Regions from separate parts of the Homo sapiens genome. Here region 2 is linked to region 1. Evidence: read pairs that join two places in POLR2A ChIA-PET (ENCODE). Cell type or tissue: Caco-2. All regions are shown on one strand. Each heading gives the region's core, and the rest is flanking DNA. Links, peaks and the distances in the headings are about the cores only.

Region 1 (6,155 bases), core at 1,139-5,138:
CCCCTGGCCACACAGCTGCTGATCACTCTGTACATGGCTGGTGAGACTCATAAACTGTGGGGGTTTTTTTTAAATATATTTAATTTTAATTATTTTACATTTAAAAACTGAAGCAATAATTGGATTATTTGTAACTCAGAGGATAAATGTTTGTGGGATGGATACCCCATTCCCCAGGACGTGCTGATTTCACACTGCATGCCTGTATCCAAACATCTCATGGACCCCACAGGTACATACACCTACTACAGACCTGCAGAAAAATTCATTAAATTTAATTTTTAAAAACTGAAGCCATGTGGGCCAGGCGCAGTGGCCCACGCCTGTGATCCCAACACTTTGGGAGGCCAAGGCAGGCAGATCACTAGGTCAGGAGTTCGAGACCAGCCTGACCAACATAGTGAAACCCTGTCTCTACTAAAAACACAAAAATTAGCTGGGCGTGGTGGTGTGCACCTGTAATCCCAGCTACTCAGGAGGCTGAGGCAGGAGAATCGCTTGAACCCGGGAGGTGGAGGTTGTAGTGAGCCAAGATTGTGCCACTGCACTCCAGCCTAAGCGACAGAGTGATACTCCTTCTCAAAAAAAAAAAATTAAAAATACTGAAGCCATGTGAAATAGCCTCTTGTTCAACACAACTTTATTGTCTAGGTAGGACATTCAACATGTAGTGTCTGAAGTAAGAGGTGCTCTCAATGTAAGTACCAGGTTTTTAAGACTAGTACATACAAAAGAATGCAAAATATCCCAATAATTTTGATTATGTGCTGTTTCAATATTTTGGATGGATTGGGTTAAATAAAATGTGATTAAAATTCATTTCACCAGTTTCTTTTTACCTTTTTAATGTGGCTACTCAAAAATTGTAAATTATCTCTGTGGTTCGCATGACAAATGCTGCCCAACTTACGATGGGGTTACGTTCCAGCAAACCCATCCACTGAATCAAACGCATTGAATCCACCTGAACATCATAGCGCAGCCTGGCCCACCCTATGTGTGCCCAGATCACTGCCATTAGCCTACAATTGGGCAAAATCATCTAACACAAAGCCTGCTTTATAATAAGATGTTTACTATTTCATGGAATTTACTGATGTTCTACTGAACGCATATGGCTTTCACACCATTGTGAAGTCAAGAGATCCTTAAGCTGCATCCTAAGTTGGGAGCCATCTGTCTACAGCTGACCCTTAAACAACACGGGTTTCAACCTATAGGCAGGTTTTCTTCCACCTCTACCACCCCTGAGGCACAAAGACCAACCTCTCCTCCCACTCCTCCTCCTCCTTCCTACCCCTCCTCCTCTGACTTAGCCTCTTTGATGTAAGATGACAAGGATGGAAACCTTTATGATGATCCACTTCCACTTACTGAATAGTAAATATATTTCTCTTCTTTATGATTTTCTTAATAACATGTTCTTACTTTATTGTAAGAACACAGCATGTAATACATGTAACATACAAAATATCTGTCCATCAACTGTTGATGTTATCAGTGAGGCTTCTGGTCAACAGTCGACTATTCGTAGTTCAGTTTTGGAGGAGTCGAAAGTTACATGCAGGTTTTCACTGCATGGGGGAGGGGGTCGCAACCCTAACACGTGCATTGTTCAAGGGGAAACTGCGTGTCTGTTGGGCCCCAGTGTTTTGGGGCCTTTGCTGATTTGCTCCTTTTGAACTCGCCAGTAAAGGTGGTAATAAACGTAGCAGAACCCTCGCCGGCCCTCCCGAGCACCAGTCTGGGAGCTAAGCTTACATTCTCCAGCTGCCCTCAATGCCCCCGCATTCCGACAAGATAGGATCCATTGATCCCTATCCGGGCCCAGAGAGATGGAGTAACTTGCCCAGGTCACACAGCAAGGCCTTGGGGGACCTCATATCTACAGGCCTGAGGTGGAGGCCCTGGGAGGGCGCCTGGTCTCCTCTCCTCCCTCCAGCTCCTCAGCCACATTCTGCCCTGGATTTTCTCGGGGATTGGGGGCCTTTCTCAGTTCCTAAAACCAACAGTGAATCCAACCCCAGGAGCGCCTCCTCTGGCCGCTGTCTACTGGAACCAGGGGAGGAGAGAAGTGAGACCAGAGACTGCAGACCTTGAAGGCTAGAACAGGGAAGGGGGAAGTGGGCCAGCGGGGAGGGTCGTGGCGGGGGCACCCAGGGGTACAAAGGTACTTAGCCCCTGCAAGGGCCAGGAGGGAGGGCAGGGGGAAGTAGGAGGACCCCACCCGTCGCCCACTCAGCAAAGGACTCTTGGGCACCTGGCGCGCACTCACCACCATGCTCAGTGTTGGGTGCAGTGGTGGGTGGGGCCTCAACCTCACAGAGCTGGCATTCGGCGGCAGGGACAGGTGCTGACCACCCTAATGGTCAAGCGGAATGCTTGCAGGGTGCAAGGTCACAAAGTTCTGGGTTCAAACTCTAGCTGGGCCCCACTATGTGACCCTGGGCTACCGTGGGCTGCAGCCCGCTGGCGTGAGGAGAGACCTCAAAGGTGCAGGGAACTCTGGGGCTTCCCCCACCACGGGTAGAGGAGATTCAGAGGTCTCCGCAGAGCGCACAGAAAAGCCAGCTCTGCCCCAGCCCCCTCCCCGCCCTCACACCCAGCCTGAGCACTTCCTTCACTCCCTGGATCAAGGCTGCATGCAAGATGTCACCGGCTCACTGGCTCTGCAACCTACGTCTCTGCAAACCACTGATGCCGCCCACTCCCGCCTCTCACAGGGAGCTGACTCGATTTGCCCGAGGTCCCTGAGCTGGCAGGAACAGATCAGAGTGTTCTGGCTCCCCTCCCCCCGCCCCCCCGCCATGGGTCTAGCAGATTAAAAGAAAACTTCCCCAGGAAGGCTGCAGAGACACACCCAGCCCTGTTTCTGAGATCACAGGCGAGGAGCCCAGAGGCAGGGACAGAATGACAAATGCTTCTTAGGGGACCCAAATGCCTCCCGTTCTGGGTACAGAGTGCTGCCCTATTATCCACCAATGCAGAGAGCACTGCTGCAGGGCGAGGGCTCCGGAATGTTTGCAGGACGCATAGCAGAGCTGTGAGTCAGCCGAGGCAGGGAGGAGGCCGCACAGCAGGGCGGGCAGGTGGGGAGCCGGGCGTGAGGTCAAACCCTCCATGCAGAACTAGGGTAAACAATGGCCCAGGACCAGCCCTTGGGCGGCATTCTCCATGGCCCAGCCCAGGTAACATCGGAACTGTGCCCAAGAGGAGGAAAGGCACTCGCCAGGAGGGAAGCCATTTGCCCTGGGTCCTGCCGGGATTTGGGGCCAAGATTCTGGACTCCCAGCACAGTGCTCTCTCTTGGCCAAGCGCTGCCTGGGCATGGCTGTCCCTGGATATAAATGAAACCTTGTAGATTTGAAGAGTATTCTAGCCGCCCCGGAAGGCTGGCTGCTCAGAGGTGCTGTCTCACGATGGGATCATATACGCAGACATGGGGCCCTACCTCAAACTGGCCGTGCGACCTGGGGCAAGCCACTTATGGGTCTGAGTCCCAGATGCCCCACCTGGAAAAGGGACAGGAATTCCTACCACCCCAGGCACATGTACAGTTCCAATGAGATAAGAACCGAAGCACCCGCTGTGTGCCAGGCACTGGGTAGGGGCTTTTCACGTGGTATCTGTTGTCTGTGCTGTACCCTCTCCACGTTAGGGAGGCAGAAACTGGCATGTGGAGAGGCCAGCTTGCCGTCGGCCACACTCTGAGGATGTGGCAAGGCCAGAATCTGCAGGTTCATGCCCTCTGCAGTGCAGTGCCTCCAGCAGGCTCCCAGAGGGCATGGGACCCTCCGCCCCAACCCGCCTGTGAGCCCCTCAGAGCCTGGGAAGACACGTGCGGGTGCAGCTGCAGGGAGGGCAGGGCTGATCCAAAGGCTCCTTGGGGTGGGGAAGGATGGCTGAGCCGGGATCCACTTTCCACATGGGTCCTGAGCACACTGCTCTTCACTCCAAGTTCTCGGCCACTTGGGATCACGCTCTTCTTTAATTCTCCAAGCAATGCCTCCCACTGCCCTCGGAGCAGTACACTCCACCAGGGGCCTCCCCAGAGTCCCTGGGGATCGGGCTGAGACAGATGGGCAGGGGCTTGACTCCCTCCGAGCTGCCCTCCGCCAGCTGCCTCCACTCCTGTTCTCAGGCCCACCTTGCCCCCTGCCCCTCACTGGGCACCCCAGGGTCATGGTGGGGGCAGGCGGTCCCAAAGGCCTAGGCTCTGGATGACTTGCATTGAATAACGTTCCACTGCTCCCAGGACCCCCGTGCAGGGTAGCACTGTCTCCCTCTCTCCAGCACCTCTGCCTGGCTCCCACGGCCCTCCCCCCCGACCAAAACCACCAATTCCGAGCCTCAATGATACAGAGTGGTCCAGCCAACCTTTCACCAGCTACCCAAAAATCCCAGGGGAGGTAGTCAGCTGGGCTTGATGACAGCCACCCCAGCCCTGGGGGAGCCACTCCCAGGCAGGACACCTCCTGCCTCTCAGGTCATACCCCTTCCTAGATGCCCACATCTGTATGATGGGGATGAGAAAATCTTCTCTTTATGGAAGAAAATCTACAGAGAGCCCTGAGCAGGAGCCTGGCATGGATATAACACGCACCCAACAGCTGCTGCCACTTCCTTCCCTGGGAGGGCCTTCTGCAGCTCGGCGCCCTCAGCCTGTGCGTGGCTTTGCCCCCTGCACATTTGGTAAGTGAAGCTCAAGGCTGAGACCAAAGGCACACAGGGGCGTGTGCATGCTTGAGTCTTATGGGTACGTGCTGTGTGCCTGTGTGCATGCATGCCCAGGCAGGTACGTGTGTGTGGGTGTGCAGAAACATGTACGTGTGTGCATGCATGCCCAGGCAGGTACGTGTGTGTGGGTGTGCAGAAACATGTATCTGTGTGTGTTGTGTGCAGAAGCATGTACATGTGTGTTGGTGTGCAGAAGCATGTATGTGTGTGTGCATGTTTGTATAGATGTGTTGTGCCTGTGTGTGCATGTGGGCAAGTATATGTGTGGCTCACATAAGAAAGTTCCTTAAATTATAACACCTTGGAGTATGTCACACTTATTGCTGCCATGATTATAGCAGTGGTCACTTTTGGGTGCCTGGTGAGTGCCCAGCTAAGCACTTGCCCGGTGAGGGTCCCAGCCAGGATTGAATTCCAGCCTTCGTGACTGCAGACGGGCACCCCCCACCTGCACCTGGCATGTCAGGGACCTAGCACACAGGAGCGTGTGACCACCTGACCCAAGAGCTCTGCAGCAAAGGGCCCAAGCCCATTTGCTGGATCCTGAGCCGCTATTGCGGCTGGACTCTCACACGTGACCTGTGCACCCGACCTGTTTGCCACATGGCACCAGGCCCTTTCTGACCGCACCCCCCTCTCGTCCCAGCCAGCAGGCATCAGCAGGACCCTGGGAAAGCAACAGTGATGTAGTCAGGGCCACCTCCTCATCTCCTGCTCCATGCTAAAGAGAGAGCCAGACCAAGACTGGAGGTCTCTAGGAGGGACAAATAGAGCCACCAAGTCCTCGCAGAGGAGCAGCCCCTGCATGCTGCTGTGAGCGTGGGGTACCCCACCTCCTCACACCAGCCCCACCAGCAGGAGGTCGACGGCCACGTTCTACAGGTGAGGAAACTGAAGCGCAATGTGGACCCTGCCTGAGGTTACCCAGCTAACATGCTGCAGCCGCGGTGCGAAGCCAGCCGTGGCTTCCATTCAGACATGCTACTCCAAGGAGACCCCCAGACCTCCCCAGCAAGGCTGCCCTCTCTCCCCACCCTGCTTCCCCAGGGGGCTGAGTCTCTGATCCCATGAGAATGCAAGCCACAAGGATAGGACTTGGTCTGTTCTGTCCCCTGCGGTGCCCCAGCACTGTGAGGTGTGCTTGGCTCATGGAAGGTGTTCAGAAAGTGCTGAATGAATGGATGAGTGTGTGAGTGAATGAATGAATGGGCTGCTTCAGTCTCGGCTCAGAGTCAGGGTCCTGAGGTCATTTGCGGGTTGGAATCTTCATTCCACATTGGGTCGCACAGCCTTATGCAAAAGTCACTTTACCCCTTGGCTACTCCACCCGTAAAATAGTGACAGAGCTACTACAGGGGCTGGTGGTGGGATTACAGGGGTGAGGCCAGTGCTGGGCACAGTGGTACTGGCTGCCACTC
Region 2 (4,885 bases), core at 839-4,838, 550 kb before region 1:
CACAGTGCCGGATGGGCGCGGTGACTCACACCTGTAATCCCAGCACTTTGGGAGTCTGAGGTGGGTGGATCGCCTTGAGGTCAGGAGTTGGAGACCAGCCTGACCAACATGGTGAAACCCTGTCTCTACTAAAAATACTGAATTAGCTGGGCATGGTGGTGCATGCCTGTAATCCCAGCCACTTGGGAGGCTGAGGTATGAGACTCGCTTGAACCTGGGAGGCAGAGGTTGTGGTAAGCCGGGACCGTGCCATTGCACTGCAGCCTGGGCGACAGGATGAAACTCCATCTCCAAAAAATAAACAAAAAAAATCACAGTGCCTTTGCATGGGAGTTAATGGACTAGATGGACTGTTGCTGGAGAAATATTCTTAGTACAGAACCAAGAGTGCATTTTGCTGTAGGTAGATACAATTAAATTATGCATGCTGGATAAAAGAAAACAAGTCCCTGGTCTCCTTAGTTTACTTGGGAGTGTCATGGTGCTGGCTCATGTACTAAGCCAAAGAATGGGTGCCCTCTGTCATGTGAACATATTCCATTTATGTTTACGTTGAAATTTCATTAACTTTATGATTTTTTTTTTTCTCTTCTTGCCCTTTGTCCTAGATTGGCCCTTACAGATAAGTGGCCCTTAGTGGCAAAGTCTGAGTTGAGGCAGTTATGACTATATTGGATGTTCGATGCTGTGAAACAGATCACCACAAAATTCATGGGCTTAACACAGCAAATATGGATGATCTCACATGTTTCTGAGGGTTGGGAACTCAGGAGCAGCTTTGCTGGGTGGTCCTGGCTCAGGGTGTCAGCCAGAGCCGTGTCACCTGAAGGCTTGACTGGGCTTGGAGGATCTGCCTCCAAGGTGGTGCTGTCACCTGACTGTGGGCATGGACGTCTCCATGGGGCTGCTTGTGTGTCCTCGTGACATTCAAGAGCGAGTGGTCCAAGAGAGCTGGTGAGGCAAGTGACACTGGCTTTTATCCCTAGACTCAGGAGCTTTGTGCTGTTCCTCCACATTCTGTTGGTTACGAAAGCCACCCTGGTGGAGTGTCGAGGGACCTGCACAGGGCATGGGTACCAGGAGATGAGGACTGGGGCATCTGGGAGGCTGGCTGCCCCACCGATGACCTAATTTCCTAATTTCCATTGCCTAATGCTCAACAGGTGCTTCCAGAACAATAGTGTGAGAAGCACCGCTGCCTTCTGCCCCCACCTTTTGTTTTGAGATCTTGGTAATGAAAGTGTAGCTAGTTGCTTATTAATTTCACTCTTAAATATTTTTCACATTCACAGATCGGGTGCTACCAAGGTTTTGCTTTTGCATGGAAATGTCTACTGCACAGTTGCACCACTGAGAAGGACAGGTAAAGGTGGAGATGTCTTTCTTTCTCAGCGTAGGAACCAGGAGTTCTAGTTCCATGGGTTACCAGCATGCCCTTGAGTAATCAATCTGTCTGTTCCTCATCTGTAAAATGGAGAAAATTATCAGTGTCAAGCTTGAGTGTTGTTAGGAGATTTAACGGAAATACTAAATAGAAAGTGCCAGGCACATTTTAGGTGTTTGGTGAACACTGGCTGTTGTTGCTTCTCAAGAGTTCTATGCTCCTGCCTTTTACCTGGAGTCATTAGTGCACCATGTGGCTTTTAGATACCCTACCAATAAAATAATGTTGACATTGATTGTATTTTCTCATTCACCTTTCCCCTGAGCTTCTAATAAACAAATTATAACAGTTTTGTATCACTTGGGCTCAGAGATGAGGACACCAGTGTCATCAGTTTTTTAATGTAGCCAACTAAGTCTGTTAACAAGAAAATGCCTTTAAATGTGTTTAACTCCTTTCTGGAACTTGTCAACACTCAGTAAGTGTTAGCTGTCATTTGAATTGTTTTTAGCCTTTAAAAACTCTTCTCGGCCGGGCGCAGTGGCTCACTCCTATAATCCCAGCACTTTGGGAGGCCGAGGCGGGCAGATCACGAGATCAAGAGTTCGAGACCAGCCTGGCCAATATGGTGAAACCCTGTCTCTACTAAAAATACAAAAATTAGCCGGGCGTGGTGCCATGTGTCTGTAGTGCCAGCTACTCGGGAGGCTGAGGTTGAAGAATTGCCTGAACCCAGGAGGCAGAGGTTGCAGTGAGCTGAGATAATGCCACTGCGCTCCAGCCTGGGCGACAGAGCAAAACTCCTTCTCAAAAACAAACAAACAAACAAAAACTCTTCTTCCTGCATTGTACTTACTGAAGCCCCATGTGACCCTGCTTTATCTATCTTCATTCTGAAGCTGGAAATGAACCCTTGAGATGGTTTGGATACTCTGCTGTTCATGGGCAGCAGCAAGCGCGGGACCTGAGCTGGTGCTCTGCGTCATTCTGACACCTGGTGGCCTTGCCTAGCGTGGGAGGGGCACAAGGAGAGTGGGTAACTCTCTCCCTGACTACGTGACTTGTGCTTTTATTTGAAATATCTTGAATTTCTAGAAATACCTTGAATATCTTGAATATTCAAATGTTTAAGAATGAGGATGCTTGCAACTGATACGGGTAGTTCTTTCTGCTCCGTTTGTACCAGCAGTTGGGAGTCGATGGGATTCTGGGTTAGCAGAGGGGCACTTGAGGACATTTTCCTCCTGGTTCTCAGGCAGCGGCCGGCAGCTGGGGATCCCAGGGGAATCGCTGTTGGCAGCCTGTGCTACCACTAGGTGGCAGTCAAAGCTGAGCCTGGCTCTCAACTCCAGGCCACAAAAGGATGTGTGTTCTTGGAGTTCTCCGCCTGTCTCCCTTCTCCCACAGCGGCAGAATCTGCCGGCTCCTGGAGAAGTGCTCCGCTGTGTGCCAGTGGTCCCATCCCAGGAGGTTGCCAGCCCTTACCCCAGAGCAGGGGTTTGCTGACGTCTGAAAGCAGCACACTCAGTCTAGCTAACAGAGAAGAACCGCTTTGGTTGACGAGGGGCTGGTGGAAGCCCTGCCAGACCCCCCTCGCAGCCGCCCTCATCCCATCCAGTAGTACCCAGAGGTCTCTTTGGAACCTAAGGCTTTATTGTAGAGCAGTGGTTCATGGATGTTTAGATCTTACATGTCAGGTTTTTTTTTTTGTTTTTTGTTTTTTTTTAAATGGTGAAGGGCTGATATTGCATGTTTTACCTGTAAATTTTTCCAAATAAGGATGTTAAGAGAAAAACACCTGCCACCGCATTGTCATTCAGCAAAATGCTGGGCATTGTAACACCAAAGAAACCACGGAGAGCGGCATCTCAGGCCAAAAGATGGTGCTTTCCGTTGAGTAACTAGCTTTCCGGTAAACTGCGTGACACTTCTGTCCCCGGCTTCAGCAGTCTGGTGAAACCCTCCTGCAGACCAGCGCGCACCGGGGCTGAGCACGGGGGCTCTGGCACCATCACTTTTCTTTCATTAGCCCTGAGCTGCTCACACCTGCCTGACGTGTGCCGCCTCTGATGGTGCGCCCGGCTGGGTGTGTCTGAGCAGCATCGCTGACCAGAAAAGTAACCGCTTGCCAAGTGGAAAGTGCGTGGTCCTCTGCATCGGGTTAGCATACAGCCACCTCCCACGTTTTGGCATCTCCCTTTGGTTTCCCTGGAAACCAGGTGCTTTGTTGCTAAAACTGACTTGCTTTGACCTTTCACAGTTTTGTATTTTCTCAGAGAGGTAGCCATGGTTAGCTCTTGTAAACTGGATGCTGCTGGCAAACTTGCTCTTCTCTGTATCCAGGAGCACCAGCTGTTTGCAAGTACACAGGAGGTCTTGGTTGCTTTGAATTGCTGTTGATTCATCCTAACTGTCAGTTCTTTAAAATGCCCGTTAATCGAGTATCTTGCCTACTCTGGCCACTCACATGGTCCAATGCGGCATAGAGGCAGCATGCTTCTCAGGACCACCTGTGGTTCATTGAAAAGACCTGGCCCCACGAGATGTACACATGTGTGGATTATTTTTAAACCCCTGCAGGTGAGAGCCCTGATCTCTAGGATCCAGAGGAAACCAAGAGACCAAGAGACTAACATTTATTGAGCACCTACTCTGTGCTGGAGTCCAAGCTTCATGTCAATTTTTTTTTTTTTTTTTTTTGAGACGGATTCTCACTCTGTCCCCTAGGCTGGAGTGCAGTGGCACAATCTTAGCTCACTGCAACCTCCACCTCCCAGGTTCCAGCAATTCTCCTGTCTCAGCCTCCCGAGTAGCTGGGACTACAGGCACACACTATCACGCCCATCTAATTTTTGTATTTTTAGTGGAGACAGGGTTTCACCATATTGGTCAGGCTGGTCTCGAACTCCTGACCTCAGGTGATCCACCCTCCTCGGCCTCCCAAAGTGCTGGGATTACAGGCGTGAGCCACCGAGCCCGGCCCATGTCAGTTATTTAATCCTCTTGAAAGTCTGTGAGGTTGCTGTTACTCTCCCCATTAAAAAAAAAAAAACAAAACAGAAATTAATTTCTCACCATCTGGAGGCTGGGATGCCCCCCATTTTACAGATGAGGCCAGCAGGGTTGAAAGCAGGTAGAGAGGTGTTGGGGAGATGTCATGCCCAGGGCTGCTGTCTCCTGAGTGCACAGCCTTTCTGCAGAACCTCCTTGCCTCCCCAGCAAAGCTGTTTCCTCCCTGGGGAGGGGACAGTACTGATTTCCGCCTTTGGAGGGAGGGGTTTGCTGGTTTACCTGCAGCTGAACTTTGGAAGGCTTTGAGCACAAAGAATCCAGATCCTGGAAAATCCCCAGACCCAGAGCAGGCCTGCTCGTGCCCAGCCCCAGTCCCTCTTGCCCAGTTCTGTCTGTTTCTGCATGTGTGACCTCGAGAGTCAGCAGGGCTTCTGGCTGCCTCAGCCCCTTGGCCCCGTGGTCGGAATGGAGGCGTGTCTGTAAGCTAGG

What was found. Peaks named below come from ENCODE experiments on the same cell type or tissue, not always from the same donor. Only the 100,000 strongest peaks of a DNase experiment are listed, where the experiment ranks them.
Region 2: POLR2A ChIA-PET joins it to region 1 with 5 read pairs; 3 of 35 experiments call an interaction of 5 or more read pairs at or near these places.

The regions. Positions count from the first base shown.
Region 1 is chr11:69,119,798-69,125,952 of GRCh38, reverse strand. No RefSeq gene overlaps it. Among named protein-coding and RNA genes, the nearest start is that of SMIM38, 33 kb to the left of the region's middle. RefSeq lists enhancers at 2,343-3,158, 2,878-3,172, 4,930-5,558 and a silencer at 2,878-3,172. In Caco-2, for the core only: no CTCF peak of the experiment used is centred there; DNase peaks (open chromatin) are centred at 1,674, 3,022 and 3,752; H3K4me3 peaks cover 604 bases.
Region 2 is chr11:69,668,227-69,673,111 of GRCh38, reverse strand. LTO1 (LTO1 maturation factor of ABCE1) reads left to right here. Exons shown (of 5, transcript NM_153451.3): 3 at 1,293-1,363. Among named protein-coding and RNA genes, the nearest start is that of LTO1, 4.7 kb to the left of the region's middle. In Caco-2, for the core only: a CTCF peak has its summit at 2,694 (motif pointing right); DNase peaks (open chromatin) are centred at 2,701 and 4,671.